2 separate regions of the Homo sapiens genome follow, and region 2 is linked to region 1. Evidence: read pairs that join two places in POLR2A ChIA-PET (ENCODE). Cell type or tissue: Panc1. All regions are shown on one strand. Links, peaks and the distances in the headings refer to the core of each region. The heading gives the core; the rest is flanking DNA.

Region 1 (12,883 bases), core at 575-8,574:
TTAAATAAAGGGAAGTCTGTGACTTACCTCCTGAGTAGACGATACCATGCTGTAGGGGCCCTGTGTAGGTACCAATTTTCAGCTTGCCAGTTTTCTGTATGAAGAATATGGATTTTGTAATACTTTATCATCCTATCACAATCCTCCCCTCACCCCACAACCCTCCCATCCCACCCCCCACCACCAGTGCTACTTGGCCAGACAGCCAAATGAATGGCACTTACTCTTTTCAATTAGTGGGTTTGTTTGACTGTTTCAGTTAAGACCAAAACTCTTAATTTCAAAAGAGAGATACGGCTAATTAAAAAAAAAAAATTCCTGTTTCCTTATGTAGAGTAAGAGTGGGGGAAGGAGAAACATTAAGGACAATGTGCTAGCAAGACAGATCATTCTCATGACTTACAGTATCCACCTGACGCAGTACTGTGCCTTCTCCAAAAAAGAGTGGTTTCCGTGCATCCACCAAGATCAAGTCAAAGTAGGACTGCCATGGTCGATGGGAGCTCCCAGGCTGGTGAAGGAGAAACAGCAAAAGTTGAAACATCACTCCTTACCTTAAGGCATTACTATTTAATCTCACTCAGATGCAAGGAATATAAAAATACTAAGTATAGCCAGAAGATCCCACTATTTTATTTTTTAAAAAGGTATTGTGTCAGCCAGGCACAGTGGCTCACACCTGTAATCCCAGTACTTTGGGAGGCCGAGGCGGGCAGATCACAAGGTCCGGAAATCAAGACCATCCTGGCCAACATGGTGAAAACCTGTCTCTACTAAAACTACAAAAATTAGCCGGGCGTGGTGGCGGGCGCCTGTAGTCCCAGCTACTTGGGAGGCTGAGGCTCGAGAATCGCTTGAACCTAGGAGGGGGAGGTTGCAGTGAGCCGAGATCGTGCCACTGCACTCCAGCTTGGCAACAGAGCAAGACTCCATCTCAAAAAAAAAAAAAAAATTGTGTCTATGTATTATAAGCCATATCCTTTGGGAAGCAGACAAGATATAAATAATAAATAACTGTAATAACACATTCTATACATTAAATCATTTCATCTACTACTAAATTACAATACTTATTTTACAGCACTTTATGAAAGTGTGCTCACCTGAAATTTGCTAAAAGGAGCTCAAAAGAGCTAGGGAGAGATGCAAATCAATACCCAAGGGACAGATTAAGACAGAGGCAGGCATCAGAGCTAAAGTATACAAACTAACATGGAACTATTAGGAAATTTTACTGGTTACATTCTCAGAATGATGGCTCTAGGTACACACTGGCTTTTGGCTCACAGTGTAAGCTAATCACAATACTGAGTTATGCCCATTAAAATCATGACTATCCTGAAATGGAACCCTGGCATTAACCTTTTAAGACCAACCTGAAGGGCACTGCACACTGTGATTTCAGGTGTTCTCAAAACAGGGATTTGCTGATGTTTATTCACTAAAGTCTAGGACTAAAATTCTGTAAGTATGTGACTAAGTTGCAAGGAGTATTCCTTAAACCTAAGTGCAGCCGTACTGCAGAAATGAAGACTTCTCTGCTAAATATCAAGGCTGAGTGCTCTCTTGGCAAAAACTTAGCAACAACTAATACAAAATCTAGAAGTTGTCAAGAATACACATACATTTTCTGTTTCTGTTAATCAAATATCATCCACAACCTGAAAATTCCTTTCATTGCCACACAAACTTAATTTTGCATAGAACTTCTTGGGCATAAAATTATTCTGATCCCATCCTACTAAATATCACATGAATATCCCTTTTATTTCTGTCTATTAAGTATTCAAGTTGCGGACTCTAAATTAGCAATTTGATTTTAAATTCTACTAGCTCCTGGATTACTTCTAATGTTAATGAAGATTAGACAATAGGCTTAAAAAGTAGGACTTTTCTGGGTGGGTTCTGACCAATTCTTTCCCCCTTAATATTCCAGAATGATTAAATGCATTCATTGTTATTAAAGCAGTGGTCTATTGAGTCACATACGGTACCTTGGGGCCATGTGGGAAGTCAAACAGGTAAGTCATAATTTTCTGGAAAAAAAAATTTAACATAAGGTCCATATACTACTTTTGCAAAAGGTATATAACCTAAAGAAATTACAAGCTTTTCACAAAACATGTCTTTTTCAACATAGGACTCACCACATTCTTGTTTCCTCTAAATTTTATGAAATCATGGCAGTGGAAGCCAGAAATTAATGCTTTACCATATACCAAAAAGAAAAAAAGGCTTCTGACATTCTCAGGGAGGATACATACTTCCTCTGGAAGATGTTTTTGAACACACATTTGGAGGAAAGGAGCATATGAGGTAGGGGTATAGAGAAAACTAATGACTCACACAGAAATAACCTATCACCTTGGCTTCGCTACTGCCATCCCTAGACCAACTAAGTCAACAAACCAACGGTTTATGTAAGACTGTTTACTACAAATCACCAGGTGTCTAAATCAAGTTTACATGTACAGCGAATTGGGGGAAGTGGAACTTCTTGCCAGTACTATAAATTTTTAAGTGTCTCAGCAAAAGTAAGATGAAGTTAAGGAGTTAGATCAGTTTTTCCACATGCTTTAATCATGGGAAAAAACTGTTTTTAAGAGGTAGTAAATTTTGGGCTGGGCACAGTGACTCACGCCTGTAATCCCAGCACTTTGGGAGGCCAAGGTGGGTGGATCACGAGGTCAGGAGTTCAAGACCAGCCTGTCCAAGATGTTAAAACCTCGTCTCTACTAAAAATACAAAAAAATTAGCCAGGCGCAGTGGCAGGTGCCTGTAATCCCAGCTACTTGGGAGGCTGAGGCAGGAGAATTGCTTGAACCCAGGCGGCAGAGGTTGCAGTGAGCCGAGATCGCACCACTGCACCCCAGCCTGGGCGACAGAGTGAGACTCTGTCTCAAAAAAAAAAAAAAAAAAAAAAAAAAGATATATAAATTTTGACAGCTAAGAGCCAAAACATCTGTGCAGCATCTATTGCTGCAGGTCTTCCAACAGCAGGGAAAGTCATACATACACATCAATAAGGGGTGTGACTGCTCAAGTTTATAGAAATGATGCTCCAAAGAGACACAAAAGCCATTTTAATCTTTACAAATGTTTTAAATAACCCCAAGATTAAAATTTTCAAGTAGCCAATTATAATCAGTGAAAATGGTTAAAATAAATTTCTAGAAAAATTTGAGAACCACTGTTATCCTGTATATTTTTGCCTTTTTACTCTTTGAAAATGAGAAGGCAAGAAACTATTTTCACTTAATAAACTTCTATCTTCCTCATTGTCTTCACAGTTCTTTAGGCCAAAATAATTCCACTGCATAAATAAATATACACATGAAGCACTTACATCTGTATATTTATAGTCACTGTTGGTAGCAAGAAATACTTTCCCTACTTCCTTCATCCGGCTCAGAAGCAAAGGCAGTTTTCCCTGAAATGTAATTGGATAATGAGTGAAACACGAAAACATTTTTATCTTTACACTTTGGAGTTGTCAAATACTGGATTTCTGTCCACAACAGGAATGGGGGAACCTTTTAAGGGTTAGCTGATTTCAGAATTTTGCACTTAAAAGCCCACATTATCACTATAAATGAATAAAGTATTAACATATGTAGTATACACAGTGTATGTAATAGATTTACATGTAAAATTATACACATATTTATAGGGGTTATATGGCTGTTAACAACATATCTCTACCTTCCTCATGATGTCTGCCTCAGGAAAGAGTTTAAATTACCTTGAGATTTCTTGAAGTATGTGAGGTGTGTTAAAGGTCAGCAGAAGCTGATTTAAACATGCTCTACATAGAGATTATTAGATATGGCTTTCAGTGTGTACACTATGGTTTTATAAAACACCTTGCAGAATGAAATGACATGTGCAGATGCTACCTAGAAATACCCACACCCACGTGCGCTTAAATGAGGAAATTCTAACCCCTCATGTGCCTGGAAAGAAAAATATCTTTTCCTTCTCGCATAGCAAATAGATTCCTTCACTCAAATTCTCCCGGACCCTCCCCATTCAGTGTTCTTTCTTGAAATAAGGGAGGTGGGTGAAAATAGGAAGCACAAAAACTGAAAACAAGAAATCTTTACCACAGTACTTTGAGAAAATACTGTATTCTGCTACTTTTACTCTGTAGGAAAAGAAAGAAGTATGTCATCTTGGGGCACTATGTGTGTTTAATTTTTATTCTAAAACAGTTCTAGACTTATAGAAAAGCTGTGAAAATAAAGAGTTCCCATATATTCTTCCTCCAGTTTCCCTTAATATTAACATCTTATATAACCACAGTATAATTATGAAAAGTATGAAATTAACATTGGTACAATACTATTAACCACAGATTTTTTAAAAAATTTTATCAGGTTTGCCACTAATGCCTTTTAAGGTACTTTAAAGCTTTCCTCATTACTCTCTGTTGACAGGTTAAAGGCATTTTAAATAACAGTAACATATATGCACATTTTTGAGATGATCTAGTGCAGTAGTTATGATTTGGGTGTGACTTAGCTTTACTACTTACTAACTGTGTGACCTCTGGCAAGTTATTTAATCCCTCTATTTCTCAGGTTTTTTATCTATAAAACAGAGGCAACAATAATACCTAACTCAAGGTCATACAGAAGATTAAATGGCATAATGCATGTAATCACTTAGCATGGTGATGATGTGCATACAGTAAACCTCTAACTGCTATTATAATTGAAGCTAAGCGAACAAATGCAATACTGAGTCTTCTTGCCTATCAAGAAACAGGAAAAATGAAATACTGAGTCTTCTTGCCTATCAAGAAACAGGAAAAACTCTACTAAGACCTATGCTCTAGCTGAATATTCTTGGTGATTATACCCGACACATACTATGCCAAGACAAATCTCTTCTTTTGTCCATTTCATTATAAATCAGCTTGTTATTAATTTCCCTAATAGGTAAAATGAGCTATTATGCAGATCTATTTTCCCCTATATTACTTACATCTTTGACTACATACTTCTCAAGATTTTCAACTGTCTTTTCCTTAAGGGAGCCCTGGAGGAAGACAAAAAAAAGAATTAAGAAAAGAACAAAATCAGTTTTTAACATGTAGTTTATAAGAAAAATGGTTTTTACTAATCAACCCAAATCCTTTCTTTTTTTGAGACAAGGTCACCCTGTTGCCCATGCTAGAGTGCAGTGGTACAATCTCAGCTCACTGCAGCCTCGACCTCCCCAGGCTCAGGTGATCCTCCCACTTCAGCCTCCCAAGTAGCTAGGACCACAGGTCCACACCAACATGCCTGGCTAATTTTCTGTATTTCTTGTACAGACAGGGTTTTGTCATGTTGCCCAGGCTAGTCTTGAACTCCTGAGCTCAAGCAATCCACCTGCCTTGGCATCACAAAGTGCTGGGATTACAGGCATGAGCCATCATGCCCAGCCCCAAATGCATTTCTTAAGGATTTACCAAAATGGAAAAGTGGACAAACTAGAGAAGGCCAGAAAAAAGTAGCAGGTATGATTTGCTGCAACCCTGCCTCTAAAATTTGTCTTCAAAATATAAAACAGTTTCTATTTTAAGTTTGAAATTAAAAGGCATTTCATATTTTATTCAATAGTTTATAATACATGTAAATTTAATATTTATTAATGTTATTAGTCGGGTGGGAGGTATCTGGACAAAAAAAATGGACCACTGTCATCCACAAAGGATATGTTAAGTATAATGTAATACACTAAAACCTCTTCTAAGTTTGAGAAATGCAAACTAAAATAAAATCCAGAAGCCAAACACCATCACTGAGGAAAGATCAACATTACCACCGAGACCAAAGACAAGAACAAATGTATTCTAGAGGGCTATCACTAGGCGGGGGCAAATCTGTTTTTTCTTTTTTTAAAAAAAGAAATATTCTGCTCCATTTGGAAAGTTAATGCCACGCCATAAAATACATGCCAGAAAGCAAGCAGGTGAAGAAACAGCTTCTAGGTACCTTGTAATGAACCCAGTCAACAGCATCTCTTACATCCTGGAACATACTCCGGTAGGACATGAAGAGGTCCCCATCTTTAAATCCTGTTTCACAACTACAGAAAGATAAAAATAACATGACAGGGGATCCAAAACAGGGTAAACAAAATATATATCAAAAATTTCCCAGGGGACCCAAAGGTTCCATATCACATGGGTAAAGGCTGTGGCTAATGAGGAAAATAATTACTCCCTAATGAAAGTCCACTTTGACCACCAGAAATGGCTATAGTGTTCAATGGAATACAGTAATTGTGAACAAATACAAAGTGATAGAAGAATATATTGAATGGAAGCTAAAAGGCCAAAGTTCCAAAAATGTCAGGTTTTTTTATTTATCACTTTTTAGAAACAGGTTGAAGAAACATTTAAAACTTAAAATTGGTCATTTAGGTTCTTTCCACCCTGACTTTCCTGACACTGTCCCTAAGTACAAAGGTACTGTCCATTTTTTTATTTAGTTCAGTGACTCAGCTTTCCACCAAATTTAGTGTCTTCAAGTGGATAAAGCCCAAAGAGGATAAGAAGTTAGCCAACTCTGGTATATAGATGGCTAAACTTTCAGTATTGGCTATATAATTCTCCCTAAAGGGAGAGGATAACTTGTTTAAGACTTACGCAAAATTTTACTTCTGATAAGATACACAGTATTTATTCCTTAATCAAATCTTGCCTGGCCTGGGAATGAAATTAAATTACCATCCCTGAATGGCTCCTGGGTAGCTGCTGTGAAATGAGTTGGGGGGTTTTAGTGTAATTCTGCTTGGACAGATAATCATCACACAAACCTCCCACTCAGTTGTCACAATTAGCACCTCTGCTGGCCGTCTTCATTCCCAGGAGAAGCCAATCAGAAGTGGTGGCTGCAGCACACTGGCAAGGAGAGGGGCCGTGTGGGAGGTGAGAGCCTGCATGGAGCTGCTGGTGCTGTCCCATCTCTCAGGTTGGCAATGTGGCATCTCTCACTAGCACTAAATTCACTTTAGAAAAGCAGAAAAGACCTACAATGGCCAGTTCTCTAAAACCCTGTGCATTAATTTTAAAAATCAATTGGAAAAAAATAATTATAGTATATACATACCTGGTATATCTGGGACAATTAGTAAAAAAATCTACTAGGCAGGCCAACAGGTAGGTCTCTGAAAAATGAAGAACAGATATTCATAAGCTATAATGAAATAATTCAAACTTATTTCATTACCTCCCTTGAATACAGACTAATGGTCACAGAAGGGAAAGCATCAGTATAAATAAGCATAGAATGAATCTACCTGGTAGGTTGAATAGTGTGTTCAGAATGTAAAATCTTTCAGTATCATCTCGCTGGATAAATTTATTTGGATACTGTTCTCTAGTTTCTGGTCTGAAAGAAAAATTTAAAAATTAACTGATTTTTAAAATAACATTATAATAATTGGGAAATAGCATTATTCAAAAATTAACTCAAATATTTTGATGGCTATGTGCAAGACAGAATTCCGAATATTACGCATGGATAGCTATGAAGATGAACGAGTTCAGGTTCCAGCTCTTTATTTTTTTTAATTTTAATTTTTTTTTTTTTTTAAGACAGTCTTGCTATTTTAAGTCCAGGCTGGACTCAAACTCCTGAAGATTGCTCAAGCAATCTTCCCACCTCAGCCTCCCAAGTAGCTGGGATTACAGGTGTGATGTCCAGCTTAGGTTCCAGCTCTTAAAAGAGTTGTCAGTGTGGTGGGCGAGGTGGGTCACATACACATATAATTATAAGGTAAAAAATCACAACTACTACAAGAAAGGTGCAAACATTTATGAGAAAACCAAAGAAGGGAACACCATTTCAACTTAAGAGGTAGAGAGAAGCAAATGTGAGGACTAAGGAGAGGAAAATCTAGGAAGGATTCATGCACGTGCTGGTATATGAGCTGGGCCTTAAAGGCTAGGTGGACCAGTTGTGAAACTAGTCCAACTTGGGTAGAGAAAGGGGAGCAGAGAAAAATTAAGCTAGAAAGATGGGTTGAGGCAGATTAAGCTACTGTTTCTACACCATTTAGGGGCAAGAGGGTACTACTGACAGTTTTAAAGCAGAGGATAATCCCATCGGGGCTGAGTTGTAAAACAAAATTAAATTAGTGGCTGTTTTAGGATAAACTGGGGAAAGACAATGTGATGCACTCCAACAATGGCCACAAATTCTTCCTGTCTCTTTGTGATGCAATTTTGTGGCTCCTCCCATTAGAACTCAGTCTATTTCTCTATCCTTGAATATAGGCTTGTATAGCAGCAAATGGGATCCAAGCAGAGACCTAGAAAAACATGTGTGTATTGAGGCTTAATCTCTCTTGCAGCACTTGGAACCATGGACTACTATGTGCATGACAGTGAGATAGTCTGCTGGAGGATAGAAGGCTACATGTAGAAATGAAGCACTCGGCCAACAGCCTGTGAATGCCAGACATGTGCATGAGGCCATTGTAGATCAGATGCCAGGTCACCCACCAGCTAACCACAGACATGTGAAAGAGCATAGAGAGATCAGCTGTGCAACCCAGAATCACCCAGTTGACTCTCAGAATTTTTTCTTTTTTCTTTTTTTTTTTTTGAGACAGAGTCTCACTCTGTCGGCCAGGCTGGAGTGCAGTGGCGTGATCTCAGCTCACTCATATATTCAAGAGAGATTACCAAGGTAAAATAAGACCCGGCAAACTGAGCAGATTTGGCTGGGGGAACATTAAAGAGTCAAAGATGATGATGTCCATGCTAAGGTGTCTCTGAGAGGTGGTTGGTACGATGAACAGAAATATGAAAACTAGATAAGAAGTGATGTGAGAGTAGTTCTATTTTAGTGATACTAAGTTTGAAGTAAACTGATTTTTATTAGGCAATTAGAAACAAAGGTCAAGAACTTAAAAGAGATTCAGCCTTGAGAGATAACTGAGATCATCTACGTACAGATACTAGATGGAATCATGAAAAGTATTAGAGGAGATGAAACCACTTAGTGTGCAGAGAAGGAAGAGAAGAGACAGAACAGAACCATGAAGAAAATTCAAGGTTTAAAAGAAAAAAGCCAGTGAAGCAGAATTTGTTAAAGATGCAAAAACACTTCTAGAAGAAAACATTTCAGAGAAACTCAAAGGGAAAAATACTAAAATATAAAAATGCACAGTTCTGACAGTGAATACATGGAGATTAACAATGTAAATAAAGGAAATCAAATTTAAAGCTCACACTCAGAGTGACCTGGATTAATTCCTGCCTGGGTTTGTTAACTACAAATGGCATAAACTCTAGTTAGACATATAAAAATCACATTAGCTCCCTGTCTTAAGTCACTCTTCTGAGATGAGAGTTCCCAATAATGAATAACTTTGTAGAGTATCTTATCTTCTAGCTTTCCAAGATTTTCTTTAATAAAAGTAAGGTGGAAGGTAACAGTAAAAATATACTTTCTTCAGTTAGATTTAATAAGCTGACACTGTCTCCTTAGATACAATATACTTCCCTATTCCCTCCATCATTAAAGAAAAATTCCTTTACATAAAGATGGTTAACATTTATTAGGCAGTTAGAACCCAAATTGATTTATAAATATAGTTAGCAATTACATTGTAAACTTCAGTGTCAAATCACACTAGTATATATTTAAAATAAAAATCAATTTGGGGGAGGTAATATATCATAAAAGAAATGCTACACTTGGAATGGGAAGAAAACAGTTACAGCACAGATTACTACTAACTTTCTGTGACCCACAGAATAAAAATTTATCAAAAAATAAGGTCCTAACTCATTAGCAAAGCCTGATGGAGTCCTTCTTTTCCAGCCTTGTCTACCACTGTAATAGCTTCGATAACTTTCTTTCCCTCTATCTTCAGTCTCTTCTTTTCATGGGAATTTTAATTTTATTAATTTATTTTTATTTTTTTGAGATAGGGTCTTGCTCTGTTACACAGGCTGTACTACAGTGGCACCAACACAGCTCACTGCAGCCTCAACCTCCTGGGCTCAAGCACTCCTCCTGCCTCAGTCTCCCATATAGCTGGGACCAAAGGCATGTACCACCATGCCCAGCTAATTTTTGATATTTGTAGAGATAGGGTTTCACTTTATTGTCCAGGCTGGTCTCCTAGGCTCAAGAAGTCTTCTTGCCTTGTCCTCCCAAAGTGCTGAGATTATAGGCGTAAGCCACTGTGCCTGGCCAGCTTTTCTGTTTAACTCTAAAGACTGCACAGTGCTAAGTGCTATTTGAATGATTCTGCATTTACTCATAAATGACTTATTTTTGAAACACTATTAAATGCATTAGCAAAGGAGCTATGTGGAAACTTTATTGGCTTATTTAAGGGAAGAGAGGAAGTCTGTGGATCTTGAGTTGGAAATTTGATCGTAGTACTAACTTATCCAACTGCTTCTCTTTTCTTCTCTGCCTACCCCTCCCTTATAATACAAAAATTCCTTTTTAGACATAATAGAACCCTGGTTCATCTTCATTGAGATTCTGAGTTATGATGACAATATCTGTGTATAAAATAGCTTAAGTTACTAGTACAACCTGTAATTACTTCATATTCTAAATCCTGTTTCCTGATATTTTCATGGATCCTGAACAAACCCCCTCATGAAAGAAACAGTGAAAGAAATGTGGATGTAATCACTGGCCTGCTCAGATGTGTCAAGATGGGTGTTTACTTCACACCGTTCTCATGTATACATGGAAATCTCTGAGCCTGTGTAATGTCAGTAATGCCAACTAAAGAGTCTTAGATGCTTCAATTCTAAGGGGCATCCTGTGACCTCAAATCTAAAGGAAGCTCTGGTACAATTACAGTTGGTTTGTGCCTCTTATCACAAAAAAAGACATTGTCTTTTTAAACATTTCAATGTAGCCTGGTGTTTTTCCTATTCTGCCATCAAGAATGAATAGTAAATGGAAAAGTTACATAAGAGACTGACACACATCCTATTCTGGTTTTACGAGCTGTTGTTCTGACCTTAATACAATGTCAATAGTAAATAAGGTGGCATAACAGTAGAGAAAATGTATAACAGTAAAGCTATAGCTACAGAAGTTGTCAAATTGTGGCATTATGATTTGAAAATATCGGGACATTTCACAAAAAAATAGTAGATACTAAATTTCATCTGCTGTTTACTAGGGTAAAAAGTTCAAATTAGTGACAATAGTGGAAATATTTTTATTTTGAAAATAAAGCTTATTCTTATTTGTTTAAAATATTATTAGCACATATTCACTTTAACCTTATGTTTACATTTTTTTAATGACACAATCAAATGTCAGGATTCAAAGTTTAGATTCATTAGAATCTAAAAAACGTATTGGCTATTAAAAATCTCTTAATCATTTAAATTGCTATAGTTTAAAATTTTTTCAAAGCATTTTTATATACATACCTCTTCTGAACAGCTACCTGAGAACTGTATTAGAAAGAAGAAAATAAAAATCTTAGAATTTCAAATAAGTCAAAACTACTAAAGTTCTTCTGGGCAAGTTTTAAGATTAGTTTTGTTGTATGCTGTATAATTGGAAGGCACTTAATTTAAACAAAATGTAATTGCTAACTATATGTCAGTTTGGGTTCCAACTGCCTAATAAATAACTGTTAACTAACCTTATGTAAGGGAATTTGCTCTTTAATGATGAAAAGTAATAGGGAAATATATTACATCTGGGGAGATGATGTCATCTTCACATTGTTTGACTTTAACATTAGAAAGAGGCTAAAGGTTCTCTGTACTCACCCCCTTATAAAGTTAAATCCATGTGCACAGACCAAGAGGTTTCCATAGGCATCGACTTTCAAAAGATTTCCATACAGTGTGTCAAAGACAAGTCCCCTATGTGAAAATGAAGACATTATTGATAATGCAAAGTAATACAGGCAATAATTTTATGTAGTAGTATTTAATCATCATGAACCAACCTCATTTAATTCAAGCTTTGTACCAACTCAAAGTATGTCCTAATATAGCTAAAGTGAGTAAAATCTTAAAAACTAATTCTAAAGCAACTAAAAAATATTGACTCCGTCCAGACAGAAAATCATAATTGTTTTCTGTAAGGAATAAGTGCTTAATCAAACAAGGTATAAAAAACATTCTTCTTACTACACAGCTGGTACCATTCTAAAACATAGTCTTTTTTCTTGGACAACTGAGAAGGCTTATATTTTTCTCCATTAGATGCTGTATGTGGGATATATATGATAGCATCTCAAACATCATTTTCTTAATCTTAAATATTCCCTATCAAATCCAGAAATGGAAACTGCCAAGCTTCTATCATGTTAAGTGTATTAGAGAAACACGTACCTATTTGCCAACAGCCCCAAATAGCACCACCTGTGATTACTGCCCATCAGTTTTAGTAATCTCCTTTTTTACCTGTAAGTGGGTCTTCCTCAGTTGCAATAAACTGAGCTTAATTCAGGAACACCAAGATATGGTGTATATGGAAAGTTCATGGTAATTTTAGAATCAACATCAACCAACCAAAAAAACAACAAAGAATTATTCAATGTTTTGGGGGGTTTTTTTGTTAAGGATAAATCTGGAATGTCTAATTTGAGGGGTAAGGAAAGTAGTCTTAATCTAGTCTTAATCCAAAAATATCTTTAAAAATTACCTGGTAGGGAATGTAGAATCATAAGCAAAGCTGAGCAACTCCTGGGGATAGCCAATAGAAACTAATCTCTCCACAGTAAGCTCAAAACCAAGGGACTCATACTCTGGGGACTTGTACACTGCACAAAGAGGAGGTTTTCATTAGTTAGCAGAAAGAACAGCCAATTAAAACAGAATGCAAATGAATGAATTTCTGCTCTTTCCCAGTTCTTCCCCCCTCCTAATTCTGCCATTTTTCTT
Region 2 (15,877 bases), core at 2,985-10,984, 270 kb after region 1:
ACATCAGTCCAACAATAACATGGTTCAAAGGTAGTTACCATAGTATATTAACTGTAATTGCATAAAGTATAAACTTTGCTACTAGCTCTTCAGTCCACAAATCTCTAAGTAAACAAGAGACACCTGGTGATCGGTAACCATCATCTCAGTTCTTTCTTTTCTTTCTTTTTTTTTTTTTTTTGAGATGGAGTTTTGCTCTTGTTGCCCAGGCTGGAGTGCAATGGCACGATCTCAGCTCACCATAACCTCCGCCTCCCGGGTTCAAGCAATTCTCTTGCCTCAGCCTCCTGAGTAGCTGGGATTACAGGCATGTGCCACTATGCCCGGCTAATTTTGTATTTTCAGTAGAGACGGGGTTTCTCCATGTTGGTCACGCTGGTCTCGAACTGCTGACCTCAGGTGATCCCTGCGCCTAGGCCTCCCAAAGTGCTGCGATTACAGGCATGAGCCACTGCGCCAGGCATCTTACTTCTTTCAAAGTCAGCTGGTGATTGGTCATTGTACTTACCTTATTCAGTTGTAGTTGTCTTGTCTCCTTGTCTGCCAGTGACTCACATGACATTTTATAAAAATGAATAATCAGGCTGGCACAATGGCTCATGCCCGTAATCCCAGCACTGTGGGAGGCTGAGGCGGGCGGGTGGATCATTTGAGCCCAGGAGTTCAAGACCAGCCTGGGCAACATAGTGAAACCCTGTCTCTATAAAAAATACAAAAATTAGCCAGGTGTGGTGGCTCGAGCCTGTAGTCCCAGCTACTTGGGAGGCTGAGGTAGGAGGATCCCTTGAGCCTAGGAGGTTGAGCCTGTAGTGAGACACAATTACACCTTGCACTCAAGCCCAGACAACAGAGTGAGACCCTGTCTCAAAACAAACAAATAAATAATCAGAAGAAAGAATTAATGAACAAACATGAAAGTGTAGTAACGAAAGGAAAAGTGTTGGAAGTCAAATTTCAATCACCCATAAATGGCAAATTTATTGACATAAATGATGAAATTTGTTGTTATTAAAAGGATGAAGATATCCCAGAGGAAGTGTTGCCAGCAAAAAAACCTTTGCATTAAATACGAGGTCTCAGAGACATTTCACAACATTGAAAGCACAAAAGAAAAAAAATGCAAACTTAGAAAGGAGTACGACAATTTGCTAAGGAACGAAAAACACACTATCACTATACTGTAAATTATAAGAGAAGAAGGCAAGCACTATTCAAACTATTCGTAATGAGTTTTTTTTTTTCCAATAAGCCTTTTGGACTCCTATTATTCTTGATGAATTTTTAACAAAGAAATGAAGCACTTTAATCCTCAATGTTTCTTTTTTTTTTTTTTTTGAGACGGAGTCTCACTCTATCACCCAGGCCGGAGTGCAGTGGCGCAATATTGCTTCACTGCCACCTCTGCCGCCCAGGTTCAACCGATTCTCCTGCCTCAGCCTCCCAAGTAGCTGGGATTACAGGTGCCTGCCACTGCGCCCGGCTACTTTTGTATTTTTAGTAGAGAAGGGGTTTTACCATCTTGGCCAGGCTGGTCTTGAACTCCTGACCTCGTGATCCACCCGCCTCGGCCTCCCAAAGTGCTGGGATTACAGGCATGAGCCACAGCACCCAGCCAATCCTCAATGTTTCTAATATTTTAAGTTACAGTGTACCAAATAAATATTAGTTTTACTATGTTTTTCATTTTTGTTTTTTTTTTGAGACAGAGTCTTGCCCTGTCATCAGACTAGAGTGCAGTGGCTCGATCTCGGCTCACTGCAACCTCCACTTCCCAGGTTCAAGCAATTCCCCTGCCTCAGCCTCTGCAGTAGCTGGAAGTACAGGTGCACGCCACCATGCTCAGCTAATTTTTTGTATTTTAGTAGAGACAGAGTTTCACCATGTTGTCCAGGATGGGCTTGATCTCGTCATCTCCTGATCCACCTGCCTCTGCCTCCCAAAGTGCTGGGATTACAGGCGTGAGCCACCATGCCTGGCCTGTTTTTCATTTTTCTATACATTTACACCCAACAGTAAGAGACTGTTGAATATTTTCACATTTTTTGAAGGTCACAGAGCAATGTTAACATTGATTATTAATATCACTTTGCATGGTTTCCACTTGCAAACTTTTTTTTTTTGAGATGGAGTCTTGCTCTGTCACCCAGGCTGAAGTGCAGTGGAGCAATCTTGTCTTACTGCAGCCTCTGTCTCCCAGGTTCAAGTGATTCTCTTGCCTCAGTTTCCCAAGTAGCTGGGATTACAGGTGCCCGCCACCATGCCTGGCTAATTTTTGTATTTTTAGTGGAGATGGGTTTTCACCATGTTAGCCAGCTGGTCTCAAATTCCTCTACTCAGGTGATCCGCCTGCCTCAGCTTCCCAAAGTGCTGGGATTACAGGCGTGAGCCACTGCACTTGGCCAGCACACTTATTTTTTATGGCCCCAGACTATTGTGCAAAGCTAGAACTGCCAGCATTCTAAAAATTATTGAATCTAATTAGTACACTTCTTTTTTAAAAGAGACATAGGTTAGCAATTCTGAAGCCACTTTCTCTACATCCTAGGATTGAGCAAGTAAGTAAATATGTTGTGAACAATGACAGAATTCTCACTATTGGAAAAGGGTGTCAAAAATACAGAAAAGGGAATGGATAGAATAAATTCTGCTTTACTAGATTAGAATTGGAGACATTTAAGGTGAACTTAAGGATAAAGATAAATGGATATAGATAGATATGTACATGTAGATGTATGTACATTTCTCAGCACTATCTGCTGAGAGGGCCTAGAAGCAATTACATACCTCACACTCTGGTCTTGGTTTCTAATACCAATAAAAGGAACTTGCCAGGCACGGTGGCTCATGCCTGTATTCCCAGCACTTTGGGAGGCCAAGGTAGGTGGATCACTTGAGCTCAGGAGTTTGAGACCAGCTTGGGCAACGTGTCAAAACCCCATCTCTACAAAAAACACAAAAGTTAGCCAGGCATGGTGGCACATGCCTGTGGTCTCAGCTACCTGGGAGGCTGAGGTGGGAGGATCACCTGAGCCCAGGGAGGTCGAGGCTGCTGTGAGCCATGAATGTGCCACTGTACTCTAGCCTGGGACAATATAAAGGGAGTGTAGAATGTCTCATTGTGCTAGAAATTAAGAAGGAAGTGCTCAAACAATTATGTGGCCATGTCAAAGAAATACAGGAGCCAGTTTGAAGGAGATCCTAATGATCAAATTTGTGACAATATCAAAATAAAAATGTTGATAGTAACTGTGTGAATAAATAAATAGGGAGACAGAAAATTATTATTTTTTTTGAGACAGAGTCTCCTCTGTCACCCAGGCTGGAGTGCAGTGGCATGATGGCGGCTCACTGCAACCTCGCCTCTTGGGTTCAAATGATTCTCCTCTCAGCCTCCCAAGTAGCTGGGATTACTGGCGTGAGCCACCATGCCAGGCTTTTTTTTTTTTTTTTTTTTAGTAGCGATGGGGTTTCACCATGTTAGCCAGGCTATTCTCAAACTCCTGACATCAAGTGACCCCCACCCCGGCCTCAGCCTCCCAAAGTACAGGGATTACAGGCGTGAGCCACTGTGCCCAACCAAGAGATGGAAAATTTCTTCCTTCCATTAGAAAACCAACTAATAAGTGTAGGAGAAATGATGAAATTAGAAAAGCACCAATTGGTAACCATGGTATTAATAACTGACGCAAAAAAAAAAAATTCAGCAATGGATGCTAAAACTAGTGTGTGAAAGTGTGAGGGGTTATGCCGGGCGCAGTGGCTCACGCCTGTAATCCCAGCACTTTTGGAGGCCGAGGCAGGTGGATCACGAGGTCAGGAGTTTGAGACCAGCCTGGCTAGCATGGTGAAACCCTGTCTCTACTAAAAATACAAAAATTAGCTAGGTATGATGGTGCACGACTGTAGTCCCAGCTACTTGGGAAGCTGAGGCAGGAGAATTGCTTGAACCTGGGAGGCGGAGGTTGCAGTGAGCCGAGATCACACCACTGCACTCCAGCCTGGGCGACAGAGCAAGACTCCGTCTCAAAAAAAAAAAAAAGAAAAAGAAAGTGTGAGGGGTTATAGAATTATTACTATTATTATTTTTTAAACACAGGGTTAACCAGGTGCGGTGGCTCATTCCTGTAATCCCAGGAGTTTGGGAGGCTGAGGCGGGAAGATCACTTAAGGTCAGGAGGTTGAGACCAGCCTGGCCAACATGACAAAACCGCATCTCTACTAAAAATATAAAAATTAGTTGGGCATGGTAGTGCACACCTGTAATCCCAGCTACTCGGGAGGCTGAGGCATGAGAATCACTTGAACCTGGGAGGTGGAATTTGCAGTGAGCTGAGATTGAAAAAAAATTAATTCAGGCCGGGCGCGGTGGCTCACGCCAGTAATCCCAGCACTTTGGGAGGCCGAGGCGGGCGGATCACGAGGTCAGGAGATCGAGACCATCCTGGCTAACACGGTGAAACCCTATCTCTACTGAAAATACAAAAAATTAGCCAGGCATGGTGGTGGGCGCCTGTAGTCTCAGCTACTCGGGAGGCTGAGGCAGGAGAATGGCCTAAATCCAGGAGGTGGAGCTTGCAGTGAGCTGAGATCCGGCCACTGCACTCCAGCCTGGGCGACAGAGTGAGACTCCGTCTCAAAAAAAAAGAAAAAAAAAAAAAGAAAAAAAATTAATTCAGTTAAGATCAATTTAATGGGTCACACTCAGTATTTTATTTTATTTATTTATTTATTTATTTTTTTGAGCTGGAGTCTCGCTCTGTGGCCCAGGCTGGAGTGCAATGGCACAATCTCGGCTCACTGCAACCTTCATCTCAGCTCCTAAAGTGCTGGGATTACAGGCATGAGCCGCCACCCCTATCCCTAGATTAGCTTTGCATTTCAGTCTCGGGATCACTTTTGAACATTATGCTTGCACTTTCTTAATCAAACATTTACAGAACACCTTTTAAAGTGAAGTAGAAATAACCAATGGTTATTTATTACATACTAGGTATTGCATATGCATTACCTCATTTAATTCTCAAAACACTATGACGTAACTACTATTATTTTTTTGTTAGAAATTGGGCAACTGGGGCCAGGCGTGGTGGCTCACGCCTGTAATCCCAGCACTGTGGGAGGCCGAGGCAGGTGGACCACCTAAGTTCGGGAGATCGAGACCAGCCTAACCAACATGGAGAAACCCTGTCTCTACTAAAAATACAAAATTAGCTGGGCCTGATGTGGCACATGCCTGTAATCCCAGCTACTCGGGAGGCTGAGGCAGAATAATTGCTTAAACCTGAGTGGTGGAGGTTGCAGTGAGCCGACATGGCGCCATTGCACTCCAGCCTGGGCAACAAGAGTGAAACTCCGTTTCAAAAAAAAAAAAAAAAAATTAGGCAACTGGGACATAGTAAATTAAGTAACTTGCTCCAGGTTATTCAGCCAGTAAGCAAGGTCAAGCCAGGTGGTCTGTGCCTGTAGTCTCAGCTACTTGGGAGGCTGAGGTGAGAGACTGCTTGAGCCCAGGAGTTCAAGGCCAGCCTAGGCAATATAGTAAGGCTTCAGATCTCTAATTAATAAAATAAAATATTTTTTAAAAGTAAGCAGGGTCAAAGGACGCTGGTAAGACCTCAAAACCAATAACTTGAACGGCTGTGCTAGATTTTCCCAATGTCTCAGGCTCACTTTTCTCGTCTGTACCTATTCCACAGAGTTACAAGTTTCCAATGAGATAAAATATGCAGGAGGGTTTTATAACCTATGAAGCACATTGCAAAATGGCATATATGATTTTTTTTTTTTTTTTTTTTTTTCCTGAGACGGAGTTTTGTTCTTGCTGCCCAGGCTGAAGTGCAATGGTGCGATCTCGGCTCACTGCAACCTCCGCCTCCTGGGTTCAGGTGATTCCTCTGTTTCAGCCTCCCGAGTAGCTGGGATTACAGGTGCCCGCCACCACACCTGGCTAAATTTTTATATTTTTAGTAGAGATGGCGTTTCATCATGTTAGCTAGGCTGGTCTCGAACTCCTGACCTCGGGTGATCCACCCGCCTCGGCCTCCCAAAGTGCTGGGACTACAGGTATGTGCCACTGCGTGTGGCCATGATTTTTAAATATACAATTAAAATGGTTTATTTGTAATAACGGATAATAGCATGAATACATAACGTACATATTTCACAACCACAACATTCTGGTATTTAAAAACTTTTTTTTTGAGACGGAGTCTCGTACTGTCGCGCAGGCTGGAGTGCAGTGGCGGGATCTCGGCTCACTGCAACCTCCGTCTCCCGGGTTCAAGCTCTTCTTCTGTCTCAGCCTCCCGAGTAGCTGGGATTACAGGGGCGCACCACCATGCCTGGCTAATTTTTTGTATTTTTAGTAGAGGCGGGGTTTTGCCGTGTTGGTCAGGCTGGTCTCTAATTCCTGATCTCATGATCCGCCCGCCTCGGCCTCCCAAAGTGCTGGGGTTACAGGCGTGAGCCACCGCACCTGGCGTTAAAAACTTTTTATTGAAATGTAATGTATACGGGCCAGGCGCAGTGGTTCACGCCTGTAATCCCAGCACTTTGGGAGGCTGAGGCCGGTGGATCACCTGAGGTCAGGAGTTGGAGACCAGCCTCGCCAACATGGCGAAACCCTGTCTCTACTGAAAATACAAAAATTAGCCGGGCGTGGTGGCACACGTCTGTAATCCCAGCTACTCGGGAGGCTCAGGCAGGAGAATCGCTTGAACCCAGGAGGCAGAGATTGCAGTGAGCTGAGATCGGGCCACTGCACTCCAGCCTGGGCGACAGAGCGACACTCCGTCTCAAAAGTTAAATAAATAAATAAATGTAATGTAATGCATGCAGCTCGATTAACTTTTACAAAAGTAAAAATGACAAAAAAAAAAAAAAAGTAAGCACTATTCAGGTCAAAATGTAAAACTACCAGTATCTCGGAAGCCTCCCTCTGGCAAATGGTATATGTTTTTGAGTTAAATACGTGGATTCGAATGTTGACATTTGGACTTTCTTCTTGCCTCTGGTAAGTTATTTAACCTCTCTTGGTTTCAACTGAGCCATCTGCGAGGTGGGGATAATATTACCTCATAAGATTATTTAATTGTAGCAGGGCGTGGTGGCGCATGCCTGTAATCCTAGCTACTGGGGAGGCTGAGGCAGGAGAATCGCTTAACAGCCTGGGCGACAAGAGCGAAACTCCGTCTCAAAAAAAAAAAAAAGAAAAAAGAAAAAGATTATTGAATTGAAGGAGATCACATAATGTAAAACATCTATCATAATGCCTAAATATAGCTGGCCTGCAATAAATGGCAATTATTCTCAGGCAAATGTAATAGGTGGTCACCAATGCCCACTTCCTGCCTTTCTTTCGCTCGGTTTTGAAAGTTGCTCTCTTTCCTATTCCGTTTCTCCTTCCTTTTCGCTCCTCCTACTGCCGTAAATGGCCTACTAGAGTTGTCGTGAAATGCTCCTCCCCGCCCTCCATGTGGCGAAAATGCAATCACGCTTGACGGCGCGAGGTGGCTCAGCCGCAAGATGGCGGCGCTGGCGGAGGAGCAGACGGAGGTGGCGGTCAAGCTAGAGCCTGAGGGACCGCCAACGCTGCTACCTCCGCAGGCGGGGGACGGCGCAGGCGAGGGTAGCGGCGGCACTACCAACAACGGCCCCAACGGCGGCGGCGGGAACGTTGCGGCGTCGTCGTCCACTGGCGGGGATGGCGGGACCCCCAAGCCCACGGTGGCTGTCTCCGCCGCTGCCCCGGCGGGGGCGGCCCCGGTGCCCGCCGCTGCTCCGGACGCCGGCGCTCCGCATGACCGACAGACTCTACTGGCCGTGCTGCAGTTCCTACGGCAGAGCAAACTCCGCGAGGCCGAAGAGGCGCTGCGCCGTGAGGCCGGGCTGCTGGAGGAGGCAGTGGCGGGCTCCGGAGCCCCGGGAGAGGTGGACAGCGCCGGCGCTGAGGTGACCAGCGCGCTTCTCAGCCGGGTGACCGCCTCGGCCCCTGGCCCTGCGGCCCCCGACCCTCCGGGCACTGGCGCTTCGGGGGCCACGGTCGTCTCAGGTTCAGCCTCAGGTCCTGCGGCTCCGGGTAAAGGTGAGCCGTGGGGTCCCGGGTAGGTACGGCCGCCGCGAAGGGGAGCAAGCCGGTAAGGCAGGGGCTGGCAGGCCTGCACCTCTGCGGGCTTGTTTTGAATTTCCTGGGCCCGCCTCTAGGGCCACATGCCCGCCCCTTTCTCTAGTGCGCGGGCTGCGCAGTCAAACCCCCTTCCGAGCTGTCAGTTCCAGTGAGAAGCTGAGGAGAGCTGTTGAGCAGAGGGATGTATGGGGAAGGTGAGCGCGGAGAGGCGGGATCTTCACGCTCTTGGTCCCTTTCCTTTCATTTGGGCTTTTGAGCCTTGGGCAGGTCCGCATGACACTAACAGTGTTTGTACAGTTTCGTACTAGCGTACTTTAAGTACTGTAAGTACTTTATTTTCTCTTTATTTCTTTAGTTCCTCTTAAAAGATGTGTTGATAAATACTTTATAGATTTTTTTTTTTTTTGAGACGGAAACTTGCTCTGTTGCCCAGGTTGGAGTGCAGTGGCGCAATCTTGGCTCACTGCAACCTCCGCCTCCCGGGTTCAAGCAATTCTCCTGCCTCAGCCTCCCGCGTAGGTGGGACTACAGGCTCCTACTGCCACGGCCGGCTAATTTTTGTATTTTTAGTAGAGGCGGGCTTTCACCATGTTGGTCAGGCTGGTCTCGAAATCCTGACCTCAGATGATCCACCTGCCTCGGCCTCCTACAGTGCTGGGATTACAGGCGTGAGACACCGCGCCCGGCCGCCATACAATATACCCTTGTAACAGTCCTGCACATCATGTACCCCCTGAATCTCAGCTAAAAGTTGAATTTTTTTTCTTTTTCTTTTTTTCTTTTTTTGAGACGGAGTCTTGCTCTGTCGCCCAGGCTGGAGTACAGTGGCGTGATCTTAGCTCACTGCAACCTCTGCCTCCCAGATTTAAGCGATTCTCCTGCCTCAGCCTCCCGAATAGGTGGGACTACTGGCACGCGCCACCACGCCCGGCTAATTTTTAAAAATATATTTTTAGTAGAGATGGGGTTTCGCCATATTGGTCAGGCTGGTCTTGAATTCCTGACCTCGTGATGCACCCACCTCTGCGTCCCAAAGTGCTGGGATTACAGGCATGAGCCACCGCACCCGGCTGAAATTTTAAAAATATATATGGGCTGAGTACCACCAGTGTTAAGTCTTTGGAGGATGCAGGTTCCTGGGCATCACTTCAGACTTAGTGAATCAGGTCCTCTAGAGGTGGAATCTGGGAATCTTCACTTTTGAATAAGTGCTTCTAAGGAGTATTGACATATGGCAGCTTGAGAGCCATGTGTTTAGGCATGGGCATTGGACAGACCTTTTTGTCTTTGCTGCATTTACTTGTGTGATGCTGATTGTCATTATTTTTTTAGTTTTTAATTTTTTTTACCTTCGTATTGGCCGGGCGTCGTGGCTCATGCCTGTGAATCTCAGCACTTTGGGAGGCTGAGGCGGGTGGATCACCTGAGGTCAGGAGTTTGAGACCAGGCTGGCCGACATGGCGAAACCCCCTTTCTACTAGAAATACAAAAATTAGCCGGGCGTGGTGGCGCATGCCTGTAATCCCAGCTACTTGGGGGGCTGAGGCAGGAGAATCACTTGACCCCGGGAGGCTGAGGTTGCAGTGAGCCAAGATTGCGCCACTGCACTCCAACCTGGGTGATAGAACGAGACTCTGTCTCAAAAAAAAAATTTTTTTTTTACATTAATATTGTCAGGAGGCAGGTCATTCTCATGTTGAATTTTCTCTCTCTATTAAATGAGTGGTTATGAGGCTTTTTTTTTTTTTTTTTTTTGACTGAGTCTCGCTCTGTCGGCCAGGCTGGAGTGCAGTGGTGTGATCTTGGCTCACTGCAACCTCCGCCTCCCAGGTTCAAGCGATTCTCCTGCCTCAGCCTCCCGAGTAGGTGGGACCACAGGCACGTGCCACCATGCCTGGCTAATTTTTTTTGTATTTTTATTAGAGACGGGGTTTCACCGTGGTAGCCAGGATGGTCTCGATCTCCTGACCTTGTGATCCACCCGCCTTGGTCTCCCAAAGTGCTGGGATTACAGGCGTGAGCCACCGTGCCCGGCCACTTGAGGCACTTATAATATCTATATGTAAAATGTTTGGTATGGATAAGTTTATGCCTCTGTGTATGTACCTGAAACCTGAGCCCCTCCTTTCTCCCAGCAACTGTTGTCACAAATCCATGCAGTAAAACTCATATACCGTATAAGGTATCAAAGGTGATCCTGAGCTAACAATAAATGTTTATTGAATTACCCAGTGCAGAGCTTTTAGCCAAATTAGTCTGTATGAGGCCTAATTTTTGCAGCATTGCCAGAAATGAAGTATTCATACATAGCATTGTATTCATACCTCATTGTAATCCGTAAATAGAAATGTGTGCAGATGTGATTGAAGGCCGGGCTCGGTGGCTCACGCCTGTAGTCCCAGCACTTTGGGAGGCCAAGGCGGGTGGGTCACTTGAGGTCAGGAGATCAAGACCAGCTTGGCCAACATGGTGAAACCCCATCTCTACTAAAAATACAAAAAAATTAGCTGGGCGTGGTGGCATGTGCCTGTTGCCCCAGCTACTCAGGAGGCTGAGGCAGGTGAACCACTTTAACCCAGGCGGCAGAAGTTGCAGTGAGCTGAGATCAAGCCATTGTGCTCTGGCACGGGTGACAGAGCAAAACTCCGTCTTTACAAAAAAAAAAAAAAAGAGAGAGGAATCTTTTTTGAATGTTGAATTTTGTGAATGAACTATAAGATGAATTATATTGTTGGTTATTTTGCTGTAATCTCAGATCTCTTCAGAAACTTGACCTAATTATAGATCATAACTGAGAAATCAGTAAGGAGGAAAAGAGGCCATCAGAGTAACCAAAGAAATTATCACATTTCTGCAGTAAAGAGCAAAGTGTACTATAATGGCAACTTACAGAAATTTCCAACAACCAAATTCTGATTTAATTGACAGATTAATTGACTGATTTAATTGACAGATGTATTGTTAGGTGGTGCTGTATTACCAATAAATACTTACGTTTTCTGTTTTGAAGTGGTGGTTATGGAAATTGTCTTAAGCATATAACTATCTTTTGAAGATATAAATAAGGCATGGTCCTTCCCACCCTTAAGTACTTACATTTTGTAAGGGGTAAGAGATGTATATAATGTGAAGGGAACACAGGATAGGATATGTTACAAGAATGTTACACAGTGCTTGGGTGGCCCAGAGAGCTGGGAATGTTACTGCAGTGCATGGCTTGGTCGTGGTGGGTGCCATTTGCACAGAGCATTGAGAGAAAGTTAATGTAGTTGTTTGATTTGCACATATCTTTTATACAATTTGTCTTTAACATCAGGTAGTTCCAGGAGAAATACTGACTCCTTGTTATTGTTTTTTTTTTTTTTGAGACGGAGTCTTGCTCTGTCACCAGGCTGGAGTGCAGTGGAGCGATCTTGGCTCACTACAACCTCTGCCTCCTGGGTTCAAGTGATTCTCATGCCTTTGCCTCCCGAGTAGCTGGGATTACAGGCACGTCTCATCACACCCAGCTAATTTTTGTATTTTTAGTAGAGACGGGGTTTCACTATGTTGGCCAGGCTGGTCTTGAACTTCTGACCTTGTGATCTGCCCGCCTCAGCCTCTCAAAGTGCTGGGATTACAGGTGTGAGCCACCGTGTTGGCCTGTTATTGTTATCTTAAGATATGGGTGTGCTGATGGGTTTCGGTTTGGGTGATGAAACAAGTGAAAAAAATTCCATTAAAAGATTATGGCTGGGCGCGGTGGCTCGTACTTTTTTTTTTGAGATGGAGTCTTGCTCTGTCGCCCAGGCTGGAGTGCAGTGGCGCGATCTCGGCTCACTGCATCCTCCACCTCCCGAGTTCATGCCATTCTCCTGCCTCAGCCTCCCGAGTAGCTGGGACTACAGGCGCCCACTACCACGCCTGGCTAATTTTTTGTGTTTTTAGTAGAGACGGGGTTTCACTGTGTTAGCCAGGATGGCCTCGATCTCCTGACCTCGTGATCCACCTGTCTCAGCCTCCCAAAGTGCTGGGATTACAGGCGGGAGCCACCGCACCCGGCGGCTCATACTCGTAATCCCAGCACTTTGGGAGGCAGGTGGATCACTTGTGGTCAGGAGTTTGAGACTAGCCTGGTCAACATAGTGAAACCCCGTCTCTACTAAAAATACAAAAATTAGCTGGGCATAGTGGTGCATGCCTGTAATCCCAGCTACTTAGGAGGCTGAGGCAGGAGAATCGCTTGAACCCGAGATGGGGAGGTTGCAGTGAGCCGAGATTGTGCATTGCACTACAGCCTGGGCGACAAGAGTGAAACTCCATCTTAAAAAGAAAAAAAAAAAAGACTACGTGGGCCAGGTGTGGTGCCTCATGCCTGTAATTCCAACACTTTGGGAGGCCGAGGCGGGAGGATCACAAGGTCAAGATATCAAGACCATCCTGGCCAACATGGTGAAACCCTGTCTCTACTGAAAATATGAAAATTAGCTGGGCATGGTGGCACACGCTTGTAGTCCCAGCTACTTGGGAGGCCGAGGCAAGACACTCGCCTGCGAGGTGGAGGTTGCAGTGAGCCGAGATCTCCCCACCGCCCTCCAGCCTGGCGACAGAGCCAGACTCCCTCTCAAAAAAAAAAAAAAAAGATTATGTGATTGTGTTGAGGAAGAGACAGTGGGAAGAAAGAGACAACAGTCTGAGAAACAACTCACCTGTGGGCTTTAACAATACAGCCATAGTCACATGGTCATAATAGGTCATTTTCTTAAAAGTTTTTTGTTTTTTAAATAGTTGGAAGTGTTGCTGTGGAAGACCAGCCAGATGTCAGTGCCGTGTTGTCAGCCTACAACCAACAAGGAGATCCCACAATGTATGAAGAATACTATAGTGGACTGAAACACTTCATTGAATGTTCCCTGGACTGCCATCGGGCAGAGTTGTCCCAACTTTTTTATCCTCTGTTTGTGCACATGTACTTGGAGCTAGTCTACAATCAACATGAGAATGAAGCAAAGTCATTCTTTGAGAAGTATGTAAATTTTTACATATATATATATACACACATACGTAGTGTGTGTGTGTGCGTGCATATGTTTTCACATCTGTAACCACAAAAATGTAAGACTGCAACTTAAAAAGTACGTTGTGAAGGAGAGGTACCTGAGGCTATGAGAACTTAAAATGTGGGGTTTGATCTAGCTGGAGAAGTCAGAGAAGGCTTCCAGAGGAAATGATACTTGAAGTGAGATTTGAGATCTGAAGATTAGGTAGGAGTTAACCAGATGAAGAGAAGAGGGAAAAGCATGTGTAAAAGCTCTCTGGTGGGAAGGATCCTGGTAGGTACAGAGGCTGAAAGATGGCCAGGGTAGCTGGAGCAGAGAATGGGATGGGGGTGTGGTATACTATGAAGCTGGGAATTGGTTAGGGACTGGAACAGTAGGCAGGTTCTATTGTTAAAGTGAAGGCATTGAAAAAAAAGGATAGGCAGGTTTTTGGGCCATGTTGAGGGTCTTTGTTTATCCTAAGAGCAGTAGGGAGTTGTATTGGATAGGATTAGATTTGGTTGAGAGTCACTGAAAACTCATCAACAATGGCATAAATAAAAGTTTATTTTTGCCTTTATCTTAAGAAAACTAGGAAGCAGTGTTAGGATTCGATTAGAATAAGAGTAACTGAGAACCCAAACAACAGAGGTTTAAATACAATAAAAGTTTGTTTATTTTTCTCGTAAATGTGGGACATTCGGGATTGGTGTGGTGGGTTCTTCATTACCAGGGCCCCAAGCTCCCTCGGTCTTGTTGCTCTCTCATGCTTTTCATGCAATTTCCACCTTGTGGCATAAGATGGTTTTCCTGCTCTAAGCAGTCACATCAGTGTGCCAGTCAGCAGGTAGGGCACACGGAAACTGCACACACTTCTTCCTTTTATATCTTAACAGTCAGTGGCCACACCTAGCTACAAGGGAAATAAGAAATGTAGTCTTTACCTAAGTGTCTATGTGCCCAGCTGATATTCAGGTTTTCTTTTATGGAGGAAGACAGGAAAAATGGATATTTGGGGAGAGCGAAGCCTTTTTGCTACAGAGTCATTTCTGCTACAGAGTCATTAAAGGACCATGTCGTTATTAGATATATACTTTGAAAGGACCTTTATGCAGTGGGGAAAACAAATGGGGGATAGAATGACTATAGGGACAAGTTTTGGAAGTTATTGCAGTGGTTCTCAACTGGAGGTGGAATTGCTCCTTCCACTAGACCATTTGAAAATGTGTAGAGGTGGCCCGGCGCTGCGGCTCACGCCTTTAATCCCAGCACTTTGGGAGGCTGAGGCGGGTGGATCACTTTGACCTCAGGAGTTTGAGACCAGCCTGGTGAGACCTAGTCTCTTCAAAAAAATGCAAAAATTAGCTGGGTGTGGTAGCTCACTCCTGTAATCCCAGCTATTTGGGAGGCTGAGGCTGGAGAATCGCTTGAACCTGGGAGATAGAGGTTGCAGTGAGCTGAGATTGCATCTCTGCACTCTAGCCTAGATGACAAGAGTGAGACCCTGTCTCAAAAAAAAAAAAAAAAAAAAAGAAAATGTGTGGAGGCATTTTTGGTTGTCATAATGACTGGGCGGAGGAGCAGGAATACTAAATGTTCTAATATGTGCACCTAGGTAGTCCCACTTTACAAAGAATTATCCTGCCCAAAATGTTAATAGCACCCTTATTGAGAAGCACTGGACTAGGTTGTGGTGGAGGTGAAGAGAAGTAGACAAAGTCATGAGACACTTGATAGATTGGCTAGGGAGGTGAGGGAGATGGAGATATCATTGAAATCTCCAGTTTTCTGGCCGTTCTAGCTGGATAGGGGAGCCAATTCCTGACACAGAAAACCCTAGAAGAGGACTTGATTTGTCAGCCTTGGAATAATTTTGAGTTCTGATTTGAATATGCCTTTGACTCATTTAAGAAATGTCAAGTTGATAGGTAGATGATATATGAGAGCTCAGAACAGAGGTAGGGACTAGAACTATTAATTGGAGTTGTGTGCAATATTGATGGATATGGATGAGGTTGACTAGGGGAGAGTATGAAATAAGTCAGTCAGTGGGCTAGGCCCAAGGAGCTCCAAATTTAATGGCCAAGTAGAAGAGATACACAGGAAGAAAACCAGGGGAGGGCTGAGTTATAGAAGCCAAGGGAAAGGAGTATTTAAGAAGGAGGCAGGCTGGGTGTGGTAGCTCATGCCTGTAATCCCAGCACTTTGGGAGGCTGAGGTGGGCAGATCACCTGAGGTCAGGAGTTTGAGACCAGCCTGGCCAACATAACAAAACCCTGTCTCTACTAAAAATACAAAAATTAGCCGGGCGTGGTGGCAGACACTTGTAATCCCAGCTGCTTGGGAGGCCGAGGCAGGAGAATCACTTGAATCTGGGAGGCAGAGGTTGCAGTGAGCTGAGATTGCGCCATTACACTCCAGCCTTGGCGAAGAGTGAAAGTCTATCTCAAAAAAAAAAAAAGGAGGCCGTGCTTAGCAGTGTGAATAATTTTTTTTTTTTGAGATGGAGTTTTGCTCTTGTCACCCAGGCTGGCATGCAGTGGCGCCATCTCGGCTCACTGCAACCTCCGCCTCCTAGGTTCAAGCAATTCTCCTGCCTCAGCCTCCCAAGTAGCTGGGATTACAGGCATGCATCACCATGCCTGGCTAATTTTGTATTTTTAGTAGAGACAGGGTTTCTTCATGTTGGTCAGGCTGGTCTTGAACTCCCGACCTCAGGTGATCTGCCCACCTT

The links. Peaks named below come from ENCODE experiments on the same cell type or tissue, not always from the same donor. Only the 100,000 strongest peaks of a DNase experiment are listed, where the experiment ranks them.
Region 2: POLR2A ChIA-PET joins it to region 1 with 11 read pairs; 3 of 35 experiments call an interaction of 5 or more read pairs at or near these places.

What each region holds. Positions count from the first base shown.
Region 1 is chr10:103,093,945-103,106,827 of GRCh38, forward strand. NT5C2 (5'-nucleotidase, cytosolic II) reads right to left here. Exons shown (of 19, transcript NM_001351169.2): 5 at 12,645-12,762; 6 at 11,762-11,857; 7 at 7,291-7,382; 8 at 7,101-7,158; 9 at 5,982-6,075; 10 at 4,987-5,040; 11 at 3,347-3,430; 12 at 1,995-2,036; 13 at 404-511; 14 at 28-94. Among named protein-coding and RNA genes, the nearest start is that of NT5C2, 93 kb to the right of the region's middle. In Panc1, for the core only: no CTCF peak of the experiment used is centred there; no DNase peak of the experiment used is centred there.
Region 2 is chr10:103,360,466-103,376,342 of GRCh38, forward strand. TAF5 (TATA-box binding protein associated factor 5) reads left to right here and starts at 7,511. Exons shown (of 11, transcript NM_006951.5): 1 at 7,511-8,083; 2 at 12,893-13,130. The coding sequence starts at 7,525. RefSeq lists enhancers at 7,327-7,621, 7,374-7,613, 8,744-8,813 and a silencer at 7,744-8,283. In Panc1, for the core only: no CTCF peak of the experiment used is centred there; DNase peaks (open chromatin) are centred at 7,446 and 8,306; H3K4me3 peaks cover 2,144 bases; H3K27ac peaks cover 1,737 bases.